Linked DNA regions of Homo sapiens: region 2 is linked to region 1. A link is an interaction called in ENCODE POLR2A ChIA-PET data of the cell type or tissue named here. Cell type or tissue: K562. All regions are shown on one strand.

Region 1 (5,000 bases):
GGCGAGAAAAAAAAGGGGCCCAATTTACTGGTAGCACTGCCAACCACGTATGCCCCAGCCAGCAGTGGGACGAACACTGCAGCATTACAGCCAGTGTTGAGCTGGAGCCGGCTGGGACCAGTTCACAAGAGCCAACCGAAATTCTTCCAGGAATTTTGCAGGCTGGTTGTTAAACACAACCACTATTAAAAACAAAATTATATAAACTTACAATTAAATAAATTATGTTTTAAAACAAAGATTTAAAAAAAATACTCAAAATTCATCTCTTCTTCATCGCTTTATGTATTTCACTATTATCTCTGTTCTTGAGGTCACTGACATCTATTGTATATGCCTGGTGGAAATGCTATCTAATGGAAGACAATGGCACCTCTCTTCCCAACTCTGCAGTCAGTGACGTCAAGCCAGTAGCTTGAGACTGGTGACTGTGGGAATATTTATACCACAGAAATTGGCAAATACTACAAATTACAGCTTCTATTTTTCCAGAGAGCCTGTTGTTAAACATTTCCCAAAACAAACCAGAGATGATTCTGAAAGATGGTGGAGAAGGTAAATATTTTTAGTAGACATAACTTCAAGGGTTCTCTCATTGTCTACTTTGCCTAGGGGAAGAAATAGCTAGACCAGAACATAGGCAGTGACTATTGGTTTGACTGGGCAGCCAGGGTCTTGGAAGAAGCACAGTTGGATGATTGGCGTCAATAAATTCAGAAAGAAGACCCTTAGGAATGAGCGCTGGGTGTGCGAATACCTGTGGTCCACGCAAATGCTCACCAATAAGTCTTTACTGCGGAGAAGGGTCCCGATCATTTGTATTAAGGCCCTGCTACCTATGACTGTCAATCACCAACCTCCCCAACCATCATTGTGCTTGCTTGGGAACCCAGCAACAAAGGGACCATGGTTTCAGGATGGATCCTATTCATGAGCTCAAAAATACAGACAGCTCCTTCTCCAAGGCTGACTCAGCTGCTACACCACTGAGTACTTAATTTTCCAATGCAGTAACCACGTGTGAACACTCAATTCTAGACCAATATGGCAGCTACCTGGCAACCAGTTGTTTCACTGGGACTCCATCACCCCAGCAATACATTCTCACTGGAAGAGACTCTTACTCTGATTTCGGCTTGCTTTTTCCAACACCCTCACTTATACCAACACCATCGCACATGGCCCTACTGGTCACCTTTCTTACTGTCGCAGTATCAGACATGACACTGCTTCTGAACAAGGATTCACTTTATCACATTATTGGTATCACACCAGCAGAAGAACTAAGGCAATGACCAGGTGCCTATGGAATTCACAAGCCTGACCATGTACCCATTATTCACAATCAGCTAGGCTCATGAAGAGGCCTACTGAAGACTCAGTTACACCATCAACTGGGAGGCTACACCCTGCAAGATTGAGGGCCATCTCACAGGATACAGTGTGCATGCTGAGCCAGTGACCTGTGTGATATGAGACTATTTCTCCCATTACGGGAAGACATGGGAATGGGAAGAAGGAGAGGAAGTGGAGATGGGGCATCTCAGGACTACATCTAAGACCCATTTGCAAAATGTTTGCATCTTATCCTACAACCTATAGGGTCTGCTTGTTTAGAGATCTTGGTACCCAAGGGAATAGCACTTCCAACAGAGGACATGACAATGAGTATATGCAGTTCAAAATGTAGAGTTTACTTCCCAACCAGAGTTCAAGCTTTCTTATTTGCATCCAAAATCCTTGAATGATACAGAAAAAAAGGGAAGGCATGTTTATGAATTGAGTGAATGAAGACTTAAACGGGACTTCACAAAAGTTCACCATTGAATCAGGAGAAAAGAAAAAGGGAAAGAAAATGAAAGAATGGGAGAAAAGAGAAGAAAGTGAGGGAAGAGCAGAGAGTAAGGGAAAGGAGATCTAGGGAAGAATTCCCCAGAGCAAATATATGAGCCAGACATGCATTTCAGTGGAAGCCATGCCTTGTCCAGAGTAAGCATTCAATCTATTCTAGCCAACGAATGGATGAGTGCATTTTAAAGATAAGCAGAAGTATTGAGAAATAAACACGGTGACACTTGTGTTGTGAGGACATGCGAATGATTCCCCACTGTTTGTGGGGCTGGAGATGGGAGGTCAGCCTGCATCACCAGTGCCACTACCTTCTACACTCCCCTTTGCATCTCAAGGAAGCCAGGAATTACCTTTACCAACTCTCCATCCCTGTCTGGTTCTGGGTGAGTCTGTCCATGAGAGGAACTTGTGTGAAGCCTAGAAAGAGGAGAGAAGGAGAAGCCCCTCTTGTCCCAAAACAGCTGCAAGCAGACACATGAGACTCCACGGCCATCTGGTAAACTCTTCGACATCGCCTACTTTGCTGCTGCAGTTGGAGAAAGTTGTTGCAAACTGCCCAGAGACCCTGGGAGTCACTCCAGTTTTCTGAAACCCAGATATTTCAGTGCCTCAGGAGAGACAAGTCCTGACCTTCTCTCCTCCAGCTCTCCCAGGAGATAGGCAAGCCCCTAACTCCCTAACTAAGCCCTTCAGACCTGAAATCCATTGAGTGGCTTCTTTACCCCGACCAATACAGAGGCCATCAGTTCTTGGTGCATTACAGTTCTTGGGCATTTTAGTGCCTAAAATTCACCAACTCCAGGGACTGACTGCTAAGAAACCCTGGAGCTTTCTGTTTCCTTATTCCCAATGTTATGAGAGGAAATAAAGCAGAGAAAGGAAGCTGGAGGGGAAAGGGTGCCATCTTGAAGTAGGGTGGTGGTGGCAGGCAAAACAAGGGGCCCCTGCATGTAGATTCACTTCCTAATCTTCAGAACCTGTGACTGTTATCTTATATGGCAAAAGAAGTGATAAGGTAGAGATTCTTGAGAGAAGGAGCTTATCCTGTGTTATCCAGGTGGGCCCTAAGTGCCATCACATGTAGCTTATAAGAGAGAGGCAGATCCAGAACACACACAGAGGAGAAGGAGGCAGAGATCAGAGTGATGTGGCCGCAACCCAGGAAGGCCACAGGCCACCAGAACTGGAAGAAACAAGGAAGGGAATTCCCCCCGATGCCTCCAGAGGGAGAGGGGCTCAGTTAACACTTTGATTTCAGCCCAGTAGTACTGATTTCAGACTTCTGGCCTCCAGAACCATGAGAGAATACGTTTCTGTTGTTTAAGCCACCCAGTGCGGTGCACAGTTGACCCTTGAAGAACGCAGGACCCCTACACAGTCAAAAATTCACATATAAGTTTTGACTCCCTAAAAATTTGACTAATAGCCTGGAAGTTATTAGTAGTATAATTGACTGGAAGCCCATAACATAAACGGTTAACACACATTTCATATATGCATTACAGACTGTATTCTTACAGTAAAGTAAACTAGAAAAAAAGAAAACATTGTTAAGAAAATCATAAGGAAGAGAAAGTACATGGACAGTGCTATGCCCTATTATCAATACCATAAGTTTATGTCATCTGTTTACAAGCTGGATCATCTGTCTGAAATGGCAGCAACCACAGCGGCAGGCCTCAATCCGAGTTCTGTAGCAAGTCAACTTTTCCTTGGCATGTCATGACTTTTGTCTGCTTCTTGGGAGCACTTCCAGCACCACTAGTGGAACTTCGCATGGGTCCCATGATGTTATTCAATGTTTACAATATTGCACCAGACACGACATAAAATACACAGGACACTCGAGAGATCACTTTTTCCTGCGATGCACGATCTCCTGGAGAAATGAACTGCTCACACAGACAGGATGAGCATCACATGGCATTTTAAGCAGATCCTCACAACACTTGGGCTCACCACAATCACAACAGGAGGTGGCTCTGAAATTAGTGCAGTGGTACAGTGTGTATGCAGTTGTGATTAAATAGCACACCTTTACGTTCGCTTACATTTCTCTCTACTGAATGGCTCCCTATATGGTCTATAAGTGTTTGTGTGCATAAGCTTTGATAAACTTTAACCTTTTATAATAGATTTGTGTATATTTTATGGCAGTAAAGGTTAAAATAGACTAGTATCTGCATATGTTTTATGCATTCATGACATACCTTTTTCTTAATTTTTCAATATTTCTATGCTATGCTGTTCATCTGCAAGTTTTTTCAAATTGTTGCAAATCTCCAAAATTTTTAAATATATTTGTATTGAAAAAATATGTGTATAAGTGAATCCATGCAGTTCAAACCCATGTTGTTCAAGTGTCAACTGTATTTATGACACAACAGCCATAAGGCAAGTGTGACTGGGACGGTGACATTTTCTGAACCAGAAAATGGAAGTGTGCAGAGGAGAGACATGAACAGAAGGGAGGACTGGAAAAAAACAGAAAGAAATTAGTTCAAGAAAGAGGTGAGTGAGAAGGGCTTGGACTCAGGAGATGGTGGACGTTCTTAATATCCGTGGAAGGCAGAGAGGCAGCTGGATTGTGTGAGAGTAGGGAGATGAAAAGGGACATCAGAGACAATGCCCAGGTGTTCAGAATGGTGTTTCCATTTGCTGGGGAAGGAGCAGGCTTGCCAAGGAGCTGCCAAACTTCCACACACGATTCTGCAGCCCTCAAGCAGACCAACGTGTGAGTGTTCCTTTGGAATCAGTGTTTGACCAGCCCAGGAAGCTGGACGCGAAGGGAGGTTCAGGGGCAAGCCACGTGGCCCTTGGGGTGATCAAGGGGTGAGGAGCTACCCCAAGAACCTCACTAAGATGCCCACAGCTTTATCATCCCTGCTGGTCACACTGTCCCCTTAACACTGACCACAGGTTCCTCACACAGAAGCCATGAATGAATACGAGGAACGGGCCGACCACACACTGTTTGAAAAATGTGCCCATGCAGGCATGAAATCAGACAGAATCAAATCTCAATCAGTCATAGAAATGATGATGAACTTCCCAGCTCATCCCACTGCTGCTGGAGAGTTGGTGATAACATCGTAACGCACACGTCCAGAACAAGAAAGAAACAGAAGGAAGTTTCAAATTAGCTCCCC
Region 2 (5,000 bases), 140 kb after region 1:
TTCTTACACATGAAATAAGAGGATTCATCATCACCCTCAACCATGTAAACCCAAAGTACTCCTCTCCCTTGTACAATGCCTTGGGTTTGAAACGTTACACACAGAGTTGCCAGGGGACAGGAAATGTGCCTCAAAGACGATCTGGAGCCTCTGTTTAGAGCTTAAAAGAAATGTTTTAATAAATGGTGGTTAAAGTTCAACTTAGTTCATTTTTTTCAAAATCAAAAAGATAGTGAAATACTAGTTATGTAAAATTTTTAAAATATAATACATATGTATATGTACACACACACACACACACACACACACACACACACACACAGTAAATTACCCAGATGCCCTCCCCTACCGCCCCCTTGACCATAACTTTGTCTAGCGTGCCTACAGGCATATTACAGCTGTCTTCCAAGAAACCCGTAAGTACAAAAAGAGGGGGAATGGCACAACACATCTAAATGCTGTAATACTATGAAGCCATTCAAAAGTTGAAAGGTGCCTGCTTAGCTGCTTTCCTCTCTAGAGGAGCAGGGTCAGAACACACAGAGGCGGCCAGGAATACAACACAGGCAGAAGGTTACCTACCACAGCCTCAGACCTTCAGCTATGCCATAACCAAGCCATTTTAAGAAGTGTCTGAAGGTGTTACTAAGTTTCAGGCACATAATGTTTCTTTGGAAACAAAGTTGCCTTCCCTGATCTTTACCTCTGTCTTCTTCTAAAGCAGGCACAGCAACAGCAGTCAAGGGGGAAAAAAATTAACTTTTTCCTTCTCCCATCCCAGGGAGAAAAGGGGAGAAGCATACACATAGAGGACTTGCTCTTTTTTAGTTCTAGCTAAACAGCTGTTAAACATACAAGATATTTTTAAGTCTAGTTAAGTACTTGGTACCTATATTGAATTGCAGCATAATACTTAAAATTATCCAATGAGGCAATCATTTGGCTTTGTGATTCTAATTAAAACACTGATTATTTACATAAATTTTCCATTTAAAAATACCCAAAAGGCAAAATATTCATCTGACCAGAGACGCTTTAAAAGTTAAACACAAAAGGCCAGCCGCGGTGGCACATGCCTGTAATCCCAGCACTTTGGGAGGCTGAGGCAGGCGGATCACTTGAGGCGAGGAGTTCGAGACCAGACTGGTCAACATGGCGAAACCCCACCTCTACTAAACACACACACACACACAATTAGGCGATCATGGTGGTACACGCCTGTGGTCTCAGCTAGGGAGGCTGAGGCAGGAGAATAGCTTGAACCCGGGAGGTGGAGGTTGCAGTGAGCCGAGTCCGTGCCCCTGCACTCCAGTCTGGGCAACAGAGTGAGACTCTGTCTTGCGGGGGGGATACAAAAATTAGCCAGGTGTGGTGGCATGCATTTGTAGTCCCAGCTACTCCGGAGTCTGAGACAAGAGTCACCTGAACCCAGGAGTCAGTTTGCAGTGAGCCAGGATCGTGCTACTGCACTCCAGCCTGAGCAACAGAGCGAGATTCTGTCTCTACTAAATAAATAAATAAATAAATAAATAAATAAATAAATAAATAAATAAGTAAGTAAGTAAGTAAGTAAGTAAATTTTCTTTTTACCTCTCAAGCAAATTTTCCAAACCAGAAAGTATTCTCAGTAATGATAGTATGGATAAAGCAGGTTTCTATGACCCTTTATTACAGAATCTGTGAGTTTTTCACAATTAAAAAGTAATAAAAAGTAGTGACAACATTCACTGAACTCTTATTCTATGCCAACTTGTTCCGGTATGCCCTTACACCCACAAAAGCCCTATGCATAAGGTGGCATTATTCCAGCATGTATTGCATTGTACACACAAAGAGGTCAAGCACTCCACCACGGCCCTAAGCATGGTGGCTGAGGTGGGAAGGCCAGAGGTAGGTGGGCCCGCGCCCTTTTCCACTCTGAACCATGCCTCCAAGATAGGAGGGTGGGAAAGTGCTCAAGACACATTAGAAATTCCCCATAAAAGACAAGATTGTTGAACACCTGCAAGTGAATAAAGATAAACTGATCTCAGAGGGGAAAAAGACGCAGGGTTAGGAAACAGCACCCTGCTCGAGGACGTTCTTTCCAAACAGCCTGCTCATCACCCGTGTAAACTGGCAAAGGGGTGGCTGGGCCAAAAGACAGAGGAATTAAGTAAGAAGTCCAGGAAAAATGAACTTCACATCAAATTTTAGAGCACGGTAGCCATGAATCTTGTGAATAGCTCCCAAAAATGTCCTGTGGAAGACAACTAGAAAGCATTCTACAATCAGGCACCCACCTCCACCTGCAGCCTCCTGTGTTGTTCTCATGGGGCACCTCTGGGCTCCAGCTCCTCCAAGGCACCTCCACACTCTCTCAAGTACACTCTTCACTCTTCCCCAAACATGATTCCCCTACTGCTCTGCCTAACTCCCACTTCTCTTTCAAGTAGCAGCTTAAACGTCACCTCATATTTGGCTGGAAAATAGAATATAGACAGAGGGGTAAGTTAAGGCTAGAAAGGCAGGCTGGGTCAACAGAATGGCAAGCTAAAACATGGGATTTTCTAAAACAGCCTAAGAGGGTGACAGATAAAAGTGTGCAAGGAGTGGCACAACTCCAGTTTCATCTTTAGCTATAGCAATTAACACCATAAGGAGTCTGGATTCAATTTTGCCATTTACTAGCTAGCTACCAACTTCTGTGTCGCTTTGGGCAAATCAATTAAATCCATACCTCCCTTTCCATCTGCAGAATGGGTTTATAACAGTACTTAAACCTCAAGGTACTAAGAACAGTAAAGAGTTAATGTTTAAAATGGTACCTGGCAAATGGCAAATGCTAAATGATAGAACGAATGTGTAAGGTGGACTGGAACCAGGAGGAACCACAAATAGAGATCTATCAGTTGCTTACTGCACCAGCCCAAGCACGGGACGGTGAGAGCCCTTAAGGAGGGAATTGTCAGCAAAAGAAAGGAAGGAGATGCATGAAGAGACACTCTGAGAGCAGACTGACAGGACTTCAAAACCTGTTTCAATACGGACGACAGATAAGAGACAGCTGGATTCAAGAATGACTCAGCGGTTCCAAGCCATGGTGACTTGGAAAAAAGAGGTGACTTAAAAAGTCAGAAAAAGAAATTAAATTAGTTGATAATGTCTCCATAAATGTACCATTATTTAAAATTTAAAGACTGCTTCTTGATTTATATCAGCAGTTTCCATCTTATTAAACATATGACATTTAAAATTCTATTGAAAATAGTAAGAAAAAAGGGTACAAAATAAAAGGAAAGAAAAGGGTGTGGCTGAGAAAATTAAAACTGGCACAAGGAGCAAGTCCAGGGTTCTGGTCCCAGCTCTAAGGTTAACTCCATAACACTGGAAAAAACATGTCATCTGTCCAAAGAGCCCAGGCCCTCACACACAGGGGTAGAATCACTGTGTAGTTAAGACCTCTTCAAAATATATACACCACTCTCTCCCTCCCCCATCTCCCAAGAATTGTCCTGGGAGCCTGTTTTTTGCCAGAATGTAACCTAACCTGCTCAAGTATGCTGGGGCACGAAAAAAAAAAAAAAAAAAAGGTGACCACCCCTGAATAACCATCTCTACAATCACTACCGGCTTTGACATTATCACATCTGGCTGAGCACAGCACACTCAGGAATATAAAGCTGTCCCAAAAGCAAAGAGATAAGACCAATCTCACTTATTAAAATCTGTCTGGATAAGGTGCCCTTCTCAATATAGTGGAAAGCCTACTCCATCTTTAACATCAGCATCTTTGTCGTCATTAAATCCTCTTTAAGTCATCTGGTTTTCCGCAGCACATAATCTTAACTTCTAAGTTGTTTTAGATACAACACTTACTGAATCCCTGTAAAATACTATAACTGGATATTTTATCTCAAGTAACAATGAGATAAAATTTTTTAACATCAGAAAGGTGGTGTTTTCCATTAACCCAATAGGTACATTAATTATTTTCACTTACAACAATACTTTTTAAAATGATTTTTTGAAAGATTTAGAATATCATTACCTGAAAATGTGAGGTCATAACCTAAAAAATCTGTTACATTTCATTGCTTCACTTTTTAGACTCATTCCATCAAGTGACCTCCATAAGCATCCAAAACTACTATTGACAGAGGTTGCTCCATGTCTATGTGTCAACCTCAAATAAGACTTTGTTACTCAAAGTAATGGAGATCAGGTACGGTGGCTTACACTTACAATCCGGCACTTTGGGAGGCCGAGGCAGAAGGATGGTTTGAGCCCAGGAGTTAAAAGACCAACCTGAGCAACACAGAGAGATCCCATCTCTACAAAAACGTTAAAAATCAGCCAGGCATGGTAGCGCACGCCTATAGTCCCAGCTATTTGGCAGGCTGAGGTAGGAGAATCGTTTGAGCCCAGGAGGTCGAGGCTGCAGTGAGCTGTGATCACACTACTGCACTACAGCCTGGGCAACACAGTGAGACCTTGTCTCAAAAAAAAAAAAAAAAAAAAAAAAAGGAGACTACATCTCATAATATGAAAGACAATGTAGGAGATTGAGGACTCAAGTATGTAAAGACTGAGGGACAACAGTGGGGAAAATAACCTTATTTTATATTGACTGCAAAATATATAATTTATACAACTCCAAATATAATAATGCTAAAAATCAGATTCAGTAAATCAATTTTTAGTATAGAAAGTACTTATTTTTCTAGCTGAGTGATACCAAAGTAAAGATGTTGAGATACACCAATAAGACTTTTCCTATTTTGTACGTAAAAAAAGAGGCTTTTATTTTCCTTTCTTTTGTTAAGTCACTAGGGAAACACCTTAAGACTTTAAAAATGACCCTCAACTAACCAGCACCTAAAATGTGGGGAAGGAAGAGTTATAATACATTTCAATGAGAAGTTTATGCCAAACAAACTGGAGTTAAGTCTCTTAAAATGTAACTGAAGATTATCCTTCAGGGAAGTAACTAGCAAGGCATCTCTCCTCCCATCTACCTG

The links. Peaks named below come from ENCODE experiments on the same cell type or tissue, not always from the same donor. Only the 100,000 strongest peaks of a DNase experiment are listed, where the experiment ranks them.
Region 2: POLR2A ChIA-PET joins it to region 1 with 7 read pairs; 2 of 35 experiments call an interaction of 5 or more read pairs at or near these places.

Annotation. Positions count from the first base shown.
Region 1 is chr21:37,598,106-37,603,105 of GRCh38, reverse strand. The region is part of intron 1 of KCNJ6-AS1 (KCNJ6 antisense RNA 1); the gene reads right to left. Among named protein-coding and RNA genes, the nearest start is that of KCNJ6-AS1, 82 kb to the right of the region's middle. In K562, no CTCF peak of the experiment used is centred here; no DNase peak of the experiment used is centred here; H3K27me3 peaks cover 2,402 bases.
Region 2 is chr21:37,453,591-37,458,590 of GRCh38, reverse strand. The region is part of intron 2 of DYRK1A (dual specificity tyrosine phosphorylation regulated kinase 1A); the gene reads right to left. Among named protein-coding and RNA genes, the nearest start is that of KCNJ6-AS1, 63 kb to the left of the region's middle. RefSeq lists enhancers at 727-1,238, 1,239-1,752. In K562, no CTCF peak of the experiment used is centred here; a DNase peak (open chromatin) is centred at 3,000.